2 separate regions of the Homo sapiens genome follow, and region 2 is linked to region 1. A link is a loop called in an ENCODE intact Hi-C map of the cell type or tissue named here. Cell type or tissue: PC-3. All regions are shown on one strand. Each heading gives the region's core, and the rest is flanking DNA. Links, peaks and the distances in the headings are about the cores only.

Region 1 (10,270 bases), core at 2,398-6,397:
GGGCCCATGGCCTGGGCTTGCAGGGCGTGCAACTGAGCGGTGCTGGGAGGGCAGCAGAGGTGGCAACAGAGCCACCAGATCCAGTTCCGGCACCAAACCGAACACGAAGTCAGGAGGTCCAAGACTAGCCTGGGATTGGACACGGTGAATGGATATCAGACCTGAGGCATGCCAAGGAAATATTTTCAAAGTTGGAAAAGTATGTTGATATAGATGCTGGAAAGTATACCATTGGCTTGGGCCAGGCCAAGATGGGCTCCTGCACACATGGAGAAGAGATCAACTCTCTTTGCATGCCTGTGGTTCAGAATCTTATGGAGAGAAAAAATCTTTCCTACGATTGCACTGGCCGACTGGAAGTTGGAACAGAGACAATCAAGGACAAATCAAAGTCAGTGAAGACTAATTTGATGCAGCTGTTTGAGGAGTCTGGGGATATAGATATAGAAGGAACCGACACAACTCATGCATGCTATGGAGCCCCAGCTGCTGTCTTCAGTGCTGTTAACTGGATTGAGTCCAGCTCCTGGGATGGACAGTTTGCCCTGGAGTTTGTAGGAGATATTGCTGTATATCCCACAGGAAAAGTTAGACTGACAGGTAGAGTCAGAGCAGTAGCTCTGCTAATTGAGCCAAATGCAACTTTAATTTTTGAACGAGGGCTTCGTGGGACACATATGCAACGTGCCTATGGCTTTTATGAGCCTGATATGCTCTCTGAATGTCCTATAGTAGATGGAAAACCCTCCACACAGTGCTGCTTCAGTGCATTAGATCACTGCTATTCTGTCGACTGCAAAACGATCCGTGCCCAGTGGCAGAAAGACGGAAATGATAAAGATTTTACCTTGAATAATTTTGGCTTCTTGATCCTTCACTCACCATATTGTAAACTGGTGAGTTTATCTCTAGCTCGGATGTTGCGGAATGACTTCCTTAATGATCAGAACAGAGATAAAAATAGTGTTTAGAATGTCCTGGAAGCCTTTGGGAATGTTAAATTAGAAGACATCTATTTTGATACAGATGTGGAGATGGCATTTATGAAGGATAGTTCCGAACTCTCCCATCAGAAAACAAAGGCATCTTTGCTGTATCCAGTGAAAATGGAAATACGTACACATCGTCAGTATATGGTTCCCCGCAACTGTCCCAGCGCAGTACTCACCTCAGCAATGATCAGGGAAGAGACTGGAGTGTTCTCGTACGGTTCTGGTTCAGCCGCCACCCTGTACTCTCTTAAAGTTCCACCAGATGCCACACCATGGTCTGCTGTTGATAAAATAACAGCAAGCTTATGGGATCTTAAATCAAGGTGTAGCTCAAGAACTTGTGTGGTACCAGATGTCTTTGTTGAAAACATGAAGCTCAGAGAGGACACCCATCACTTGGTCAACTCTGTTCCCCGGGGCCCAAGAGATTCACTCTTTGAAGAAACATGGTACTTAGCTATGGTGGGTGAAAAGCACAGAAGAAGTTACACTCCGTGTCCTTCTCCAAATAATGACACTTGGGATGAAGGAGTCAGACTTGTGCATTCAAACACAGTAACTGATCATATTCCAAGCCCTGCTAAGACAGTGCCAAGACTCCCTGCCACAGCAGCAGAAACGGGAGCAGCTGTCATTAGTAATGGGGAACATTAAGATATTCTGTGAGGTGCAAGGCTTTGGTGTGAGGGTGGGGATGGGATTACATGTTGCTCAGATTTTTATGTGAGTGACATGGAGCCTGGATGACCATCGTGTACTTGGGAAAGTCTCTTTTCCTCAATTTGCTGACATGTTTCCCACTGTGGTCTGGCCAATGCCAAGTGCGCTTGAGTGATGTTAAGGGCTCTATAAAACTTCAGACCTCTCTAGCCATTCGTATACATGAAGTTTAGTTTTCAACCATGGTATAATGAATCCTGTCCTTCTGTCAGAGGAAAGCAGAGGTACTAATCTTCAATTAAATTTTTTTAAAACAGATAAGAATTTTGTACTTTGAACAACAAGCTTACTGAAAGTTCTAGCTTGGGAAATGTGGTCTTAAAATGTGATATGCACAGATTCTTTGACAACGGCAAGACAAGGCCAGGTGCTCTGGCTCATGCCTGTAATCACAGCACTTTGAGAGGCCGAGGCGGGCGGATTGCCTGGGCCCAGGAACTTGAGACCAGCCTGGGCAACATGGCGAAACCCTGTCTCTACTAAAAATACAAAAATTAGCCGATGGGTGGCATGTGCTTGTGGTCCCAGCTACTCGGGAGGCTGAGGTGGGAAGACCTCTTGAGCCCAGGAGGCAGAGGTTGTAGTGAGCAAAGAAAGAAGGAAGGAAGGAAGGAAGGAAGGAAGGACGGAAGGAAGGAAGGAAGAAAGAAAGAGGAAAGAGGAAAGAAAGAAAGAAAGAAAGAAAGAAAGAAAGAAAGAAAGAAAGATAGAAAGAAAGGAAGGAAGGAAGGAAGGAAGGAAGGAAGGAAGGAAGGAAGGAAGGAAGGAAAGAAAGAAAGAAAGAAAGAAAGAAAGAAAGAAAGAAAGAAGGAAGGAAGGAAAAGAGGGAAAGAGGGAAAGAAAGAGAGAGGGAAGGAAGGAAGGGAGGGAGGGAGGGAGGGAAGGAAGGAAGGAAGGAAGGAAAGAAAGAAAGAAAGTAAGAGGAAAGAAAGAAAGGAAGGAAGGAAAAGAGGGAAAGAACGAGAGAGGGAAGGAAGGGAGGGAGGGAGGGAAGGAAGGAAGGAAAGAAAGAAAGAAAGAGAAAGAGGCAAGACAAAGAAAGAAAGAGGCAAGAGAAAGAAAAGAAAGAAAGAAAGAAAGAAAGGAGAAAGAAAGAAGAAAGAAAGGAAAGAAAGAAAGAAGGAAGGAAGGAAAAGAGGGAAAGAAAGAGAGAGGGAAGGAAGAACGGGAGGGAGGGAAGGAAGGAAGGAAGGAAAGAAAGAAAGAAAGAAAGAGAAAGAGGTGAGACAAAGAAAGAAAGAGGCAAGAGAAAGAAAGAAAGAAAGAAAGAAAGAAAGAAAGAAAGAAAGAAAGAAAGAAAGAAAGAAAGAAAGAGGCAAGACAAATATACACCCTTTTTTCTAAAATTGATAAATCCTGAAGAGGAAGAAAACAGCTGAGACAATAAAACTAGTTCTGGAATCTGGAATGTTGCTTTAAATCCAGGCCAGCCGTGACAAAAGTTGTTATGGCCTCTGAACAGAGAGACGCTGACATTGGGCAGGCTTCTGGTATAGGAAACATGGTACATTCGGAAGCCGTGAATAAAGCTCTGGGTGGCTCCTGAATCGGTTCATGGCAGATTATGGTGAGCAACATTGAGATGTTATTGGAAGTGTGAATGAGGACATTCACTGTTGCGATCCTTCTTTGCAACTTATTTTGAAGAATGAATGAAACATTTTTTTGGTTGCCTTTTTAAAAATTATAAATGGAAAGGAAGGACGGAGCAGGACATTATTAGGTTGCTTCTGATGCTTCAGTGTTATAAATTCAATATATAGACTGACAGCCTAAATTCAGGATGTAGAACAGTTCTTTTCATTTTTACTTTCTCCTTTTTTTTTCTTTTGCTATCTGTTCAATGAAAATAACAAGGTACAACCCAAGTTTTTACATAGTGTAACTAGAAGTATTCCACTTCAAGGTCTGAAAGTAGGATTTATGAAGCATTTTCTTAGACTTTTACCTTTAAAAAAGAACAAACAAAACCTGTCACACAGGATGGGTAAGAAGATTGGTTACACAGCTTTGTGGTGCTGACAATGAGCCTTATAGACTGTAAAATACAGATAGTTTGAACTAAGGTACAGAACTAAATTTTCTAAACTTTATTTGCTGTTAAAGAAATAATTCCTTATTTTAAAGAAAAAAACAAATTCTCGAAGTTTATAAAACATTTATTTTCTCAAGAAGGCTCACTTGCAAACATTTTGAAGTAAACAATGTCATAGCAGTCATGCACTGCCCTCTGGTGGTCACATGAGAGCCCTGCATGACAAATGCTGCAGGGCTCTGCATTTGGCGTCAGCAAAAGACAACATTCAAATTTAGACATTGCTATGGGCTTGCAGTTAGATCATATCCCAATTTTGTAAGAATCAATGTTTGGAAGATAACTTCGAGAGGAAGTCATTGTTTCTTCATTTCACATTGTAAAAAGGAGGTCTCTTTCCAAGTGTGGTATTTCAGGGAGTATTTATTGAGCACATAGATTCCAGGGCAGAAAATAGAGACCAGGTCACCGTCTCATAGCAGGGTAGGGGGTCGGGGAAAAGGGGCAGCAGTGTTAGGAAATGTTGAGAATGACTGGCCAACATCACAACTATGTATATCTGGCTTACAGAAAATAGTATATCAAACCAAAGCCCATTGATGGAATCCTTCTGATTACTTAAACAGTATATTTTATAAAATTTAAGAACTATTACCCAACATGTCTGTATACTTTCATCTAATCTTAGACACACAGTTTTTCCAAACATGGGATCAACTTACATCCCCAGTTACTTTTCTCACTTGATATGAGCCCTAATCCATGCTATTCAATTGTTTTTGAAAATCTGATTTAATTGCTGCATAGTGTTCCTTAATACATCTTGTACACAAATTACATGCTTCCATAGCTTCTGCTGCTGTCTCCCTCCACCAACCAAATCTGCTTTATTTCTAAAAGTGGACCTCAATCACCATCTTCTGCAGGCAGCTTCCCCTTCTAGAATAATTCATGGGACTTCTAGGACTTTCACTTTATCCTTCTGTCTCTTAGGATAGCAGGCACTCCATACCATGTCTTATCTCCCTTTATATACTGAGAGCTTCTTCTAGCGCAAGGTGCTGCTAAATTAGCTCTCTGTCCAGCTCTTAGCACAGTGCTCAGAATACAGCAGACACTCCATAAAAATTGGAGAAACACAATAAATCCAAACACGTTGTTTACTGTTGCAGAGAACTCTAGTCGTCCATCAAAATCCATTCTCCCCTTCTCCGCACACACAGTTGGACTACATTTCCCAGGCTCTCTTGTGTTATGCGTGGTCACATGGCCAGTTCTTGCCAATGGAAGAGGAGTGGGATCGATGTGAGCCACTGCCAGTCCAGGCCCATAAAATCCTCCTGTGGACATTTCTTCGTGCTCTTTCTTCTTCTGCTGATGCATGCAAGTAGGGATGAGGCCCCAGATATCAAAGTCAAAATAAAATATATTGGTGAATGGGTAAATTTAAATGTTTTATTTGGGAAAGCACAAATTGCAGTTCAGGGAATACACATAGTCCAAGTGCTCTTCAGAATGTCCAAGAACAAAGAGAAGGTTGGAGGTTTTATAAAAAGAGCTATGTTATGTTTTGTTTTGAAAATAAGGTCATTGGCATAAGTAAAATTTTAGGGAATTGGCATCCTCTAATTGGTGAGTGGTGATGGTGGGTAAAACTAGTCTTAGCTTCCTGGCAGGTCATTGTAGAAACTAATAGAAAACTGGTTTCAGGTTACAGCAGGCAGTTTCAGCAGCTGGGCTTGCCGAGAATTACATTCTCAAAACAATGTTATATTCCCCGAGTGCTTTTTCCCCCTGGTCTCTGGACTCTGTTTTAGCTGGGTATGACAAGAATGACCCAATTTGCATGATCACCATTCACAGGAATGGTGAAGGCACAAGAAGGAAACACTCTGGGTTCCTGGATGACCACAGGGAGGAAAGCTGCCTCTCCAACCTGGGCACCCATCTAGCCATGCCAGGGGGGTGCAAAATACAGTGTTATGCCACTGAAATTGTTTATTCAATGTAACCTCATTAATACAGCTGCTTACAAATTCGATCACAGGATAACTTACATAGTCATCTCTGTGTCACATTTAAAATGACAGAAGTCAGTCAGACCTTGCCAATGCTGCCCTTCCATTGACCCTGCTATTCTGACCCAGCCACTTTACCTCATAGAACTTCCGTCCCTCATAATATTTTAAATCTCTGCTTCATAAACGTTGACGTCAGAATTATACCAATATTTTAAAAGTTGAGGAGCAACTTTGAGAGTAAACTTCAATAGTACTTTTAATTATTTAATACTTTTTAAATATAGCACATGATATGGTTTCCTGTGTCCCCACCCAAATCTCATCTTAAATTCCCATGTGTTATGGGAGGGACCTGGTAGGAGGTAATTGGATCATGGGGGCAGGTCTTTCCCATGCTGTTCTTGTGACAGTGAATAAGTCTCATGAGATCTGATGGTATTATAAGGTGGAGTTCCCTTGCACAAGCTCTCTCTTTGCCTACCGCCATCCACGAAAGATGTGACTTGCTCTTCCTTGCATTGCACCATGATTGTGAGGCCTCCCCAGCCATGTGGAACTGTAAGTCCATCAAACCTCTTTCTTTTGTAAATTGCCCATTCTCATGTATGTCTTTACCAGCATCGTGAAAACAGACTAATACCGTAATCAGTATCAGTAGAGTGGTGCACTGCTGAAAAGATACCCAAAAATGTGGAAGTGACTTTGGAACTGGGTAACGGACAGAGGTTGGAACAGTTTGGAGGGCTCAGAAGAAGGCAGGAAAATGTGGGAAAGTTTGGAACTCCCTAGAGCCTTATTAAATGGCTTTGCCCAAAATGCTGATAATGATATGGACAATGAAATCTAGGCTGAGGTGGTCTCAGATGGAGATGAGGAACTTGTTGGGAACTGGAGCAAAGGTTACTCTTGTTATGTTTTAGCAAAGAGACTGGCAGCATTTTTCCCCCACCCTAGAGATTTGTGGAACTTTGAACTTGAGAGAGATGGTTTAGGGTATCTGGCAGAAGAAATTTCTAAGCAGCAAAGCATTCAAGAGGTGACTTGGGTGCTGTTTAAGGCATTCAGTTTTAAAAGGAAAATAGAGCATAAAATTTTGGAAAATTTGCAGCCTCACAATATGATAGAAAAGAAAAGCTCATTTTCTGAGGAGAAATTCAAGCAGGCTGCAGGAATTTGCATAAGTAATGAGGAGTTGAATGTTAATCACCAAGACAATGGGGTAAACGTCTCCAGGGCATGTCACAGACCTTGGCAGCAGACCCTTCCATCACAGGCCCAGAGGCTTGGGAGGATAAAATGGTTTTGTAGGCAGGCCCCAGGGTCCCCCTGTTGTGTGCAGCCTAGGGACTTGGTGCTCTGCATCCAGCTGCTCTAGCCATAGCTAAAAGGGTCCAAGGTATAAATCGGGCTGTGGCTCTAGAAGGTGCAAGTGCCAAGTCTTGGCAGCTTCCACGTGATGTTGAGCTTCCAGCGCACAGAAGGAAGAATTGAGGTTTGGGAACCTCCGCCTAGATTTCAGAGGATATATGGAAATGCCTGGATCTCTAGGAAGAAGTTTGCCACAGGGGCAGGGTCCTCATAGAGAACCTCTGCTAGGGCAGTGCAGAAGGGAAATATGGGTTTGGAGCCCCCACACAGAGTCCCTACTGGGGCACTGCCTAGTGGAGCTGTGAAAAGAAGGCCACTGTCCTCCAGCCCCAGAATAGTAGATCCACTGATAGCTTGCACCATGCACCTGGAAAAGCCATAGACACTCAATGCCAGCCCATGAAAGCAGCTGGGAGGGAGGCTGTACCCTGCAAAGCCACAGGGGCAGAGCTGCTCAAGACCATGGGAACCACCTCTTGCATCAGCATAACCTGGATGTGAGACATGGAGTCAAAGGAGATCATTTTTTTGGAACTTTAAGATTTGACTGCCCCACTGGATTTCAGACTTGCAGGGGGCCTGTAGCCCCTTTGTTTTGGCCAATTTCTCCGATTTGGAATGGCTGTATTTACCCAATACCTATACACCCATTGTATCTAGGAAGTAACTAACTTGCTTTTGATTTTACAGACCCATAGGCAGAAAGGACTTGTCTTGTCTCAGATGAGACTTTGGACTGTGGACTTTTGAATTAATGCTGAAATGAGTTAAGACTTTGGGGACTATTGGGAAGTCACGATTGGTTTTGAAATGTGAGGACATGATATTTGCGAGGGGCCGGGGATGGAACGATATGGTTTGGCTGTGTCCCCACCAAAATCTCATCTTGAATTCCCATGTGTTGTGGGAGGAACCCGGTGGGAGGTAATTGAATCATGGGGGCAGGTCTTTCTCGTGCGGTTCTTGTGAAAGTGAATAAGTCTCATGAGACCTGATGGTTTCATAAAAAGAAGTTTTATTGCACAAGCTCTTTCTTTGCCTGCCTCCATCCATGTAAGATGTAACTTGCTCTTCTTTGCCTTCCACCATGATTGTGAGGCCTCCCCAGCCATGTGCAACTATGAGTCCATTAAACCTCTTTCTTTTGTAAATTGCCCAGTCTTGTGTATGTCTTTATCAGCAGTGTGAAAATGGACTAATACAGCACAGTAAACCAGTTATAATTTGTTCATTACAATTTTTTGATTCAGTTTATTTGGAATTTACTGAAAATGTCTGTATGAAGATCAATTATGTTTTATATAAATAACTTGACTTCTCTTACACATCATGATTTGCTGACTATAGATTCTGCCTTTTAAGTTGTCCCAAGGTGTTATTATTTCTATCTTGTTAAGCACTTTTGGTCAAATAATGCATATCAAATATTTTTAAAAGTATTTATCTCCCACCAATTTTTTGTCAATGGTAATTTTTACCATGTGCAACTTTCACGACTACCAGTTTTATTTTGACCTCCAGTAATATTCACTATGGAGGTCAAAGTATCCCTGGGGACAATATGGTGAGGTGAAAGCATTCTACTTCTTTCATTTACAGAGGTTCAATTCTGTCCCTGTTTAGGAACATGCCTTTTGCTCAAAAGTCTCCACAATCTTCCACCTCTGCCCACCCATTTAGGCTATAAAAGAAGATTTTCTAAGAGCTCCTCTGGCCACTTGTCAGGAGGTCAAAGGTAGCCCAGGGTGGACCAAAGCAAGCCAGTCCAATCCAGGCCATGCCTGTGAGCCCACTTGGACAGACCCAAACCCTCTGCCTGAGTGTGGGGGAAAGGGAACCTGAGGGGAAGGCCCGCTCTGGCAAGAGCATGTTGGTGGTGATTGTAACCCTGGTGGTCCTTTTCATGTTCTTCCTCATATGAGGGATGGCAGGGAGTGCTGGAGAGGCTCCTATCTGCCCCCATGTCAATCCTGGGCCCTCAGACTTCCATCTCCTCTCCTCCCAAGGTGGACATCTGTGACACAAGGTTATGTGTGCAGTCAGGGAGCAGAACCAGTCCAACAATGGCCAGGCAAAGCTCCAGTGCTTTCTACTGGCTACCAGGCAGGCACTGCCTTTACTGAACTCGAGGCAGGAGATCTACAGGGAGCTGGTCAACAGGCCCTCTACTCCATCTCCTTCCATGAGGGGCAGCAGCCTCATGCTACCAACAGGGGCAAGCACTGGCTGAGGTGGGAGTGGACACAGAGAAGACTCCACCCTAGGGGCCTGAAACAGCCAGAGAGGGCCCTGGAGATTATGATCAATGAGAAGGTGCAACAACAACAACAAAAAAAAAAAAGAAAGAAAGCAATCATGTTTGGTGACTTAAGGAAAGATCTGTTAGCACTGTTTGCAGAGAAAGCAATCAGGCAATACACAGTAAGTCATGAGTAGGTGGAGAATTAGAAGGCAAGCAAGTAAGCCAAGAAGTAAAGCAAGAACCTGAAAGCAGTTCATTGCTTATGTTTAGGTGGGTGGTCTCTTAAACACCAGTGTGAAGTCGGACCAGGTTTATTGGTCCATTTAGAGGAGTCAGTATCTGGTGTGTACTGCCTACTGCCAACTGAGGTTTGGATGATCTTGGCTACGGTGTTCTACCATGTGGTTTCCATTCCTGGAGGTGTTTCTGCATACAAGGTGCCATGAGTCCAATGACTATTCTAGGATCAGCTTAACTTGGGTATGATGGATTCACAGCTTGACTCCTTTCAATTTGACTGAAGAACAGGTCACTATTAGCGCCTCATAAGGCCTGGTCCAACAAGGACAAAGCTGATCTTCCAGATGTTCATTCTTCTAGGACTTTAATAAAACCCAGTCTCCAGGACAGAGGTGGTACAGAGGAACATCTGTGGGCAACATTAACCTGCTAGAAGTGAACTCATGTATAGCAGTGAGAGAGACTTCCAATGATTGAACACACCTGACAGCATCTAATTCTTTAGTTCAGCTTCCCTCCAGGTCCCCCAGTCCATCCTTTGAGCATAGGACAGGTCTTCTATATAACAGTTCAGAGGGGCTCAATTAGAGCTTGCTTCAAGGGGCCACTCTCATCTGAAGCAGAGCAATGGGTGAGACCTCATCCCAAGGTA
Region 2 (10,270 bases), core at 4,171-8,170, 62 kb before region 1:
CATCATGGTTCTGGTGAACACCTTTTGTGACAGCTGCATACCCAAAACCTTTTGGAATCTGGGCTACTGGCTGTGCTACATCAACAGCACCGTGAACCCCGTGTGCTATGCTCTGTGCAACAAAACATTCAGAACCACTTTCAAGATGCTGCTGCTGTGCCAGTGTGACAAAAAAAAGAGGCGCAAGCAGCAGTACCAGCAGAGACAGTCGGTCATTTTTCACAAGCGCGCACCCGAGCAGGCCTTGTAGAATGAGGTTGTATCAATAGCAGTGACAAAACGCACACATCAACCCACAGACCTTAGGAGGAGGAAGGCGAGGGCGGGGTGACTTCTGGTGATGATAAAAATGGTTTTATCACCCAGATGTGAAAGAAGCTGCCTGTTTACTGATCCATTGAATAAACCCATTTTAATAGAAAAAGTCAATACCAATTCAGCAAAAAGAAAAAAAAAACATACTACTGAATATAAAGAAATTTATTCTGAAATAGACTTTACGTGTTTTTTTCTTAAAGAGGAGAAAAATATTGCTTGACGGCAATTATATACCCAAAGTGATTTGCCTGGGTCCTTTAATTCCCATTAGCTTTGGAATCTCAGATGAGCATAGCTGACCCAGTTCCCACATTCTTCCCAAGGATCCCAAAAGTGGGAATCCAGACCCCAAGTGGAACACTGCAGGCTTACGAATCTGTGGTTCCAAAATTATTTCATACGTTGCAAAGCTGAATCTTCTTGTCCCAATAGAGCTTCCTGTCTTTTCTTTGGTGTGTTGTTAAACTCTATTTGTGGACTTGATTCTTGATTCTTGCAAAGTACTGTTTTGTGCAGTTCAAGTTTCGTACAAATAAAAATACTTAAGTATATATATATGTGTGAGTTCTGCACGCACACACATAGTGTATATAATATCATGGGAAACACTGAACTGGCAAATTATTCCTGCAACATACGCTTTCAGTACTTTGGTAACTGAAGTTCTCTAGGATCCTAATGCAACATTAACGTGAAATAAGCCCAGTGTAATGTTTTTGAAACCAGGGCTGTTTTCCACAGAGAGCAGCCAGGCCTTCCCAGCAGGTCTGTGCAGAGCGGACAGGCTCGTGAGTCAGCTGAGCGCCGTGGCTTCGCCAGACTTGGTGTTAAGCAACCTCCTTTGTTGATGTCTCAACAGAGCTAAATCGGGGCCCCTCTGAGCTCAAAGAATGAACCACATCCACACGTTTGAATTTAATCATCTAAATCTGAATGTTTCAGAACAAAATTTCTGCTATCTAAACTGCTTGAAACTCAATAATAGTGTCACGTTTGAATGTCATACACAGCAATATATATATATGTGTATATATATATATATGGCAAAGCAAAAAAAAAAACATGGTAAGAGAGAATGAAGGAGAACATTGTGTTTGATTCTTGCTGAATGGCACCTTCTCAAAGAAAATAGGGCTTGCACCTTTGTTAATCAGCTGTGGCCAGTGCTTTCTGGTGTTCATTGTGTAACCTTCACCCAGGAATAGGTGAGGTTTTAGGAAGTTACATGTCCTCTGAAGAAAGAATTACACTCTGAAAAGTAATGCTTCAAATTGATTTCCTTACCTTTTGGGAAAAAAAAAAAATTGTTTTTTTGCATTCTCCCTTGAATTGACCAAAATGTTAACTGTTTCATTTGGGGAGGGGATGGGGTGCTGCCATCATTGTCGTTGTTGTTGCTGCTGTAGCTGTTGGGGTTTCTTTTCCTGTTGCCGGGGCTGTTTGGGGAGAGGGAGGGGAGGGAGGTGGGAGGGCCGCGGAGATATCTTCCCTTTGTACAGGGCATTCGTGTTGTGAACCCAGAGCTGGGTAGAAGCTGCTTTTGTATTCAGTGTGAGGTGGTGTTTACAGACGACTTTGACAACAGTAGAAGTGTACTCAGTGGTGTCTGTGTATCTGAACTATTTAATTTCGTGTTATGTTTATATGCAGAAATATTTATGGATACTACACCAAGTGTTTATTTAATGTTGATAAATATGACTCTTCAGTCGTCAGCCATGGTGTCCTTTCAAAGTGATTCTTTAAGGTCCACTTGAGCAATGAATAGAGTATATTGGAGCTTTCCTGTGGCTAAGAAGAAGAAACATGTCATCCTGTTGGCATCACCAAGCACCTAACTCTTTCTAGGTAATAAAAAGTCAACGGTCACTTCAACGTAAATGTTTAAAACCACTCTTTAGTTAAATCTGATGGGAACTGAACAAAGCTCCACCATTGTGTCTGAAATCATTTTACACAGGGAAAAAAAAAAACAATCAGCATAATTGTAAGAATGATTTTTTTGGGCCCACATTCAACCAAAGAACAAGAAAGAAACAGACGATTTTCTAATATGTACACAGCAAACTACAGAATGTCATATTATCCACCTGTGAAACATCTAGTAAGCAATTGCATCTATATTTTATTTCTCAAGTTGGCCTGGCACTAATAAATATGTGAAAGCTTATTCAAGTGTCCCAGTACTTCAGCACTTCCCATCCTTTTGGAAACTCCTATCTTGCCTCCCTCCCAAAAGGGCTGTTTCTTTTATTAAAAAAAAAAAAGAAATAGAATTAAATTTGAGAAAAGGAGAAACCCTGAAATTTAACAGAACTTTGAGAGTCACTTCCAATCTCCTTAAACATGATTATCTCCTTATCCTTGTCCTTTTGTGATGCTAATAATAGCAGAAAAGGAACAAATCCAAGACTCTAGGTCTCCCTTTTTTGTTTTACTGGTTTTATTATAGAATTGTTTTTAAGCCTCTTATGGATGAAAGCTGCATTTAAATACTATCTACTGATTTTATAGAAAGGTATGTCCATTTCTTGGGTCACTTTCAGAGAAAGAAAACAAGCAAAATAGGTTCTTTTGAATATGAATAATTTAAAAGCATAATTGAAGATGTAGTGAGTATTTATAATTGGACCTTAGTTACACGTGCATTTCTCAAAGGGCTTGTCATTACAGGAGATATTCAGCACTTACCTAAGATCAAAATGTCTTCATCCCAAATTGGGAATCGAATTATTTCATGCCATATGCATGAGGTTTGCAGACATTTCAAGATTAGCCACTTTGCTTGAAAGAAGAAAATGATCAAACCTAAAATAAACTACACATGGAGAATCTCTCTCTCTCTCTCTGCCTCTCTCTCTCTCTTTCTCCCTCTTCTTCCTTCTCTCTCTCTCACAAGCACACACACACACACTCAATCTCCATTCTCCAGGCATTGCCAGATGGTTAGGAGAAGTGAGCTCTCTCTGGTCCCCTAGATCCCTCGGCTCTGCTCTCCTTTGCCCATCAGCTCCCTGTGGCCTCTATGCTAGTCCTCCCTATTCTCCTAGTCACCCTTTGCCTCTTAAGCCCAGCCTTGACTCTCTACATATTTTTCATTTCTCTTTACCCTTTAGTGTACAATAGTTGTAGACTCTGACGGAATGAAAACAAACAAGAAGCCTAAGCGTTAGACCCTGCTGTGGCTAAAGATCTAGAAGGCATATCAGTTTTCTCTGTCAGGCTTCCTACGTTGCCCTCGTGCAGGGCTCATTGCTCTGCAGAGCGCTGGAAGCCCCTTCATGTATCGAGAGAGAAGCTGGAGCACAGAGCTCTGATGCACAGTTGGCTGTTTCAGCTCTGACTCAGGGAGGAAAGAAGGATGCCAAGGCTCTGTCACAGCGGAGAAGTCTAATACCAGAGTGGCACAGAGAAGGATTCCAGGGATCAGTCAGGGTGTCCTGTACCTATCTGAGTAGAGATGATTCAAGGATGGGGACATATTCCAGGAAATTGCACAATCTTCCCCTGGCAGCTTCAGAGGACGAGTGAAAATAGTGCAGTATAGTCAAAGAAGCAATGAATTTAGGATGAGGAACCTGAAGTTTCTGGACCAGTTTGGTCACTGCTTAGTTACATGTCCTTAGGAATGCTTGTCACTTAACCTAAACTTTCTGGGTTTTATCCTCATTGCTCAAACTAAGCAACAACACCGAAGCTTCTCTAATTTGCCTTCTGATGCCAAATCGGTCAAAACTGAGGTCAGCAGCTACCATGACGAAAGTAAAATGGTATATTGGGTGAATGTTTGAAAATTTCAGATTTTATATTCTGTAAAGTTATTTACTTACTCTATTTCAACACCACAAAATCTTGAAATTTGGAAGGTAACCAAGGAAGCTTTGAAATTTGTTGGCAAACCCGGAGTAGTATGGTTTCAAATACCACTCCAACCCAGCACCTGAGGTCGGGCAAACTCACAAAATAGAGTTTCTAGGTAGCAGGTGTTTGCTTTGGTTTTGCAATAGCATTTCTCATAACAGAACTGAAACTGTATAGATTACAACACTCCAAAGTTATTTTTTTTTAACCTAAAGAACCCTACTTCTAGCACCTCCTCTGAAAGAATATTTTGCTCCAATACCACGTGCAACAAACTTATTTAGACAGTATCAACTCTAGCCCTTAATAGGTTCAAGGACAAGTTTACTGCTTCCTTTCTACACGCTTAAGTTACACTCTCTTCTCCTGTTCTGATGACTCTAAATCTTCAGCCTCTCCCAGCATTAATGTGTGAGTCAACATTGCAGACCTGAGAAAGGTTTCTAGAATGGTAACCCAATGTTCTTTAGAACTGGAGAATTCCATTTTCCTTTTCTGGCTTTAGTGTTAATGTCTGGGAAGGGAGGCTCATGATAAGAAAATAAAAATGAGAAAAGAAGATCTAGTTCATAAAATGACTATACCCCACGTAAGTTTGTAACTGCACAGTGTTTTGTTGTACGGCTCAGAAATGAGCAAGTGTTAGTATTATTAGGCACACATCACGTTCACAGCTTCGCGCAGAGACGGATAGTGTATTTGGATATATGGAAGTCATCCAAATGCGTTGCTAGAATATCAGGCCTATGTTTGTTCTGGTAGAACCACAGAGACTCACACAAAGTTCTGACCCTACCACTCTGGTCTGGGCTGAGACCACCCCAAAAAATCATCTAGAGAATCAAAGGGGCTCACATCTCAGTTGCATTCTATTTAAAAGATAAAGGGGCCATACTCTCCACTGCAAAGAAGCATTAGTAAAACTTCCCGCACCCAAATTATAATCCGGCAACCCTAGCTTCAGCTAAAAAGATTATCCCCAGAATCTAAAAGCTTACTATTGTTCTTTCTTGGAGTCCAAAATGCTTAGCAGTTCTGCAGTTCACATACAAAACTCAAAACTCTTTTTATCCTGTATTCTGTGAGTTCCTTGATGATAGTAATTGGGTCTTATTCATCACTCTGTATCCTGTGGCTCACACAGAATCTGGCAAATTGCATATATTCAATAAATGTTGAATATCTAATAACCTCCTTATTAATATAACAAATATTATCAACATTCTGTGCACATCAATGTCCCATGCTGCTACTGTAGTCAGGAGTTATTTGGCTGGGAAGTGGAAAGTGTTCACAAACATGATGCTTATCTAATAAAATATCACTGAGCAATAAGGAGAAATATTTTAAATAGATTTGAAGTTGTGAACAAATAATTTAGAGTCCAAAGAGGAAAAAGAAAATTAACTCTGTTTTTTATCCCTAGAACTCAGAAACTTTACTGGATTGGTCAACAAAGACAAACTTTTTATTGTATAAAACAGTAGAATTCATGGAAGGGATAATTCTTTTGGAACAGGCTTCTCGGTTACTTGCCTTAGTAAAAGAAGTATCTGGAGGGCCTGGAGAGTTCATAAACATAGTTTTCTGTGCAAGTGAAGATCTGTAGTTTGGCTTAAAAATCCTTGCATGTAGTTTTGCTTGGCGTGGAAAGTTATTAGGAGACAATCCTTTATCCTGTTCTGCAAGCAATCAAACACATGATCTCCCTTCTAGCCATTCCTCATCCAGTACATGGGCATTTCCAGCCTCCTACATGTAACACTTCAAACTTCCTCTGGGCGTCTGCTTAGAGCTATGTGATGGCCACAGTTTGGGCAAAGCCCTTCTTTCTTTTAAATATAGGAACTGTTACCAAGTTTGGTGCAGGCTTGAGGAATAATTACATAAAAATGGGCTTCCACGATGGTGAATCAGCATGCTGATTTCTCTTGGCAGGAAGCTCTCAGGGAAATGTCTGTGAATCATTTAAAGATGCTCTCTGGTGGATAGAGAAACCGCAGTCCAAAAACAGATGGGTGTATATTTGCTTTGTAAGCAAAGGGCATGTATCATACTCGCATCTAAAACAGTGTCCACATCTTTGCCAAAGGCACTGAATTTTACCTTTTTTTATTACCTCGTGGCCAGCACTTCCTCAGTAGGCATTTCAGGTGTGTCACAAACCATGTTCATTTTTAATCTTGAAAAAGTCAATCGTCTGTAGTCTGTACTATAAAATGATGCCTGCAACTTTGTGGTGAATATTATCCCCAAGTTAACAGTGAAATAAGTAAATAAAACTATTATTGAACAAAGAGTGTGGTTTGCTTTTATTTAACCCAGGGCCTATAATACAGCCACAGCTTTTTATTGTATAAAAGGGTAGAATTCATTGAAAGGATAATGCTGAACAGACTGCTGTTTGCCTTGTCTTCCCTTTCTTTTTCACATGCAAAAGAACTTTCTTTAACAACTATCATCATACCATCATAATCCAAATACTTCCTGAGTATATACAGGTGTAAACTATAGCTACGCATATAGTCCTTACTCCAAAAGTGCATGTGAAGAAAAATATTTGTCTGTAGACACATAACATGGAAGGGAAATTTTCTCTTTTGTAAGGAATGCTTACCTTTTTTTCTTTTCAGGTGTATTTTTGTTTCTTTTAGACTCCACAGAAAATATTTTCCCACTGGAAAAAAGAAAAACAAGCTTCATATTTTATTACACTGACTTTAAAATTGCTGGAAGTGAAGGTACAAAGAAGTTACTCTGGGCGAGAAATGACATTTTTTTGAATGGCATGCCTGGTCACTTCATGATTCTTTTACTGCTTCTTAAGCTGACCCATAGAAACCAACCATTGCCTCTTTGGTCTTTAGTGCAAGAAAGAACAAGGAGGAATGTGAGAGAGAGAGAGAGAGAGAGAGCTAGCTATAAATACAGCTACATATGGAGAGAGAGAGAGAGATAGTATATACACATATATATATTTTTTTCTCTCCCTCACAACTTTTTCTGCCAGTCATTACATCTTCATGTCTTCATCCTCAGTTTACAATTTGAACCTGTGCTCACTGAAACATTGGGCATCCCCTCTCCGTCTCTGTTTTGCTATTTCATGCTATTACACTTACCATTTAGGTCAATGTAGGTGGCCAGAAAAGGAACTGCTTTTCTCACTACTCTATCATAGTAGACATTTTTACATAAAACTCATATGAGATTTAAGAAGAAAAGTTTTCTATTGTGTTAAAGTCTTCCTTAATTTGCTGCACACATTTATGCAATATGAAATCTTGACTACGGAAAGAAACATTGGCTAAAATTATGGAAGATTCATAAACCATAAGAATATGTCAATGTTGGAAATACCCACTAAGTATGAGTTGACTTTTAACTGAAAAGTACTTTGTTGGGAGTTGATAGATAGCTTTTGGGGGAGCTTTGCCGCTTCCTTATCCAAATGGTTACATGGAGAAGAAATTTTACAAAATACGACCAATAAATTGATTTAAATATTTTCTGCAATTATTATTTTATTTGAACTGAGATATTTCACCCTTGAAATAAATGTTTCTGTCACAGGAGTCAGATATATTTTTTAACTATCCAGCATCTTTTTAAAAGCATTAAAAATTAACTTAACTTAAGCAATAAGCATAAATGATCTTTCGTTGAAATTGAATCTCACCTAAAAAGACTTGGAAGAGTATAGAGAGAGAGAACTTTTTTGAAAAGACGACCTGTGGTCCAGTGCACTTACAGAGTCATGAAGAGGATGCAGCCAGCTACGGCTTGGAAGTGGAAGTTCCTTGGTCTAATCATGGTCATTCTTGGCCTTTTTTGCCTACCACCCCTTCACTTTAATTCTTGCTTCTGTTTCTTGGAGATGCCATGTGCATATTTTAGTGGAACTTGTCATTCTCCATGAGAATTAAACAACAGCACACAGGTTATGAAAAGGCAGAAGGATCCTTCATAGGAACAGTCTGTAAAAGATTGGTTTTCATTTCAGTTATATGGAGGATAATGATGAGAATCACGTTGGAATGAGAGCCTTGAATTACAGAGACGCTCGCTGTCTTTAGCAGTGTTTCTGAAGAGAGTATTTTAGCCGTGGTTTATAAGAGTAGAATTACTAACTCAATCTTGCAACAAAAGGGAAAGAGAGTTGTCGAAGGCAAGGCTGCCAGTGAGAGATGTTCCTGACATTTCAACTCACATCTCCAACCCCCAAGTTTTTATTCTGCCTATTTTGACACCAATCATTTGCCAATTCGCTATTGGGAAATATCTGAGAAATCAGAAATCTCTGCAGGAGGAAAAAACTGCCTTCAGACCCCAGGAAAAATAATCCAGGTGCTTTCATCGGGCTGGATATTTTTATTAGGACCCAGAGGGTGTCTTGTGATTCCCATATGCTGAGCATGCAAACCTCAGTAGACCAAAGATGAGTAAGATGCACCTGAAGACCACACGTGAGCTCTGAACCCCTGGTAACACCCAAAACATGATGGGCTCATCAGCATGTAAGCAAAGATTGACCCCAAAAAATGATGCTTGCATCAGTTTTTAAAACCTTTTGATCGCTACCTTAGTGTTCCTTTGTAATTCTTTAAAAAAAAAAAAGATTGCATCATGCTTCTCTTTATAGAGTTTCTCTTCGTTCTAGACAGTGCAGTGGGCTAGGATATTTACATGAAAATCCACTATTAATGTTCTGGATTCACTCAGTGACATGTCTGTCATCATAATATCCTGTCTATAATGCATGCATCTATCAGACTTTTTCCCTAATTCATATTACCAATTGTTCTTTCCCATTAAAAAATGGGACTTCGATTTTTCAGAAGTCCTTTATTTTTCTTTTTAAGGGAAACTATTTTTAATATCCATGTAGGCTGTGTATCTATTTGGCTTAATCTCAGCCAATGTTTTTGTCATGACACTTACTAAACGCTCCTTATCTTAACTAACTTACCTTTCTGAATCAAACCATTCTCCTTCAAGCAATTAATTCATAGAGATGACAAATTTGTGATTTGTCTTCTGATACAAACAGCCACTTAGAAGCTACAAATCAGGTAGAAAGTGGAATGTGGTATATTCATATCAGAGGGATGATTCTTTGACATTTAGTTTGATAGGGCAAATGGAATTTTGATAATATTCTAGCTTATTAAATTTTTGACCCACTGATAAAAACAGATCTCTAAGTGTGACAACTCCCCTATTCTGTCTTCCACAAAACAAAGTGCCTTTAAAAACCTGTCTGCTATAACCAGTTCCACCTGCAGGATGGATAATGTTAGAAGTTATTGACTACACTATTGTGCTGCCTGGGTTAGCTTGAAATGGAAACAATCAACAGCGGTTCAGACCAAAATGTAGAAGAACAAAACTAACAAAGACAACAAATGAAAACCAATACTAACCACCGTCTGCAGTGAGTTCCTTCAGCTGTGACTTTTCAGGGAAGGACCTCCTCTGAAGTTAACTTCAGAACAATATAAAAAGGCCAATCCTTTGCCAGTGGGCCAGAAGTAAATATTTTCCCAGATACTATTGTGTAAAATCATTCCCACACTTGCTGTGGAACCAGTGCCATTATCTTTAGGTGTTGGAAGTAGAGGAAGTCGTTGTGGGGCCTCAGGAAATGATACGATAAAAGATGGCTCCCTGCACACCTCCCTCCTTACTCCACCAATCCACGCCCCCACCAGCTTCCAGTTCAGACCTGCTAGGGCAGAACTATCACAGAAACCCAGATAGAAAACTTGCCAGAATTCTACTCCCTTTTTGATTGTAAGAGAAACAAACAGTACACGTCTAATACAAACTTTCCTTGCCAAGATGGGAAAACTGAGTTAATAGTCCAGGCTTTCTCTCTGCTCATTTCAACCTGTGCACAGTACCCCAACTCCCTAACGTGTCCCTTAACCCAGAATTAAGTGTCACCTTCATATGTACTTTCTTTTTTCTTTTGGTTTTTTTACTCACTTTCTCTGCTGCCCAGGCTGGAGTGCAGTGCCATGGCCTCTGTTCACTGCAACCTCTGCTTCCTGGGTTCAAGTGATTCTCCTGCCTCAGTCACCAGAGTAGC

The links. A loop is a pair of places that touch in the nucleus more often than their neighbours do. Peaks named below come from ENCODE experiments on the same cell type or tissue, not always from the same donor. Only the 100,000 strongest peaks of a DNase experiment are listed, where the experiment ranks them.
Region 2: a loop joins it to region 1, with 2.4 times the contacts of the local background. A loop is called at or near these places in 3 of 110 quality-filtered maps.

The regions. Positions count from the first base shown.
Region 1 is chr1:239,972,602-239,982,871 of GRCh38, forward strand. It overlaps the pseudogene LOC128136. Among named protein-coding and RNA genes, the nearest start is that of CHRM3-AS1, 78 kb to the left of the region's middle. In PC-3, for the core only: a CTCF peak has its summit at 3,957 (motif pointing left); a DNase peak (open chromatin) is centred at 3,950.
Region 2 is chr1:239,908,975-239,919,244 of GRCh38, forward strand. CHRM3 (cholinergic receptor muscarinic 3) reads left to right here. Exons shown (of 7, transcript NM_001375978.1): 7 at 1-6,476. The coding sequence ends at 250. It overlaps LOC105373224 (a long non-coding RNA gene), which reads right to left. Exons shown (of 3, transcript XR_949315.4): 2 at 7,931-8,156; 3 at 5,626-6,856. Among named protein-coding and RNA genes, the nearest start is that of CHRM3-AS1, 14 kb to the left of the region's middle. In PC-3, for the core only: a CTCF peak has its summit at 5,986; a DNase peak (open chromatin) is centred at 6,117; H3K4me3 peaks cover 45 bases; H3K27ac peaks cover 2,630 bases.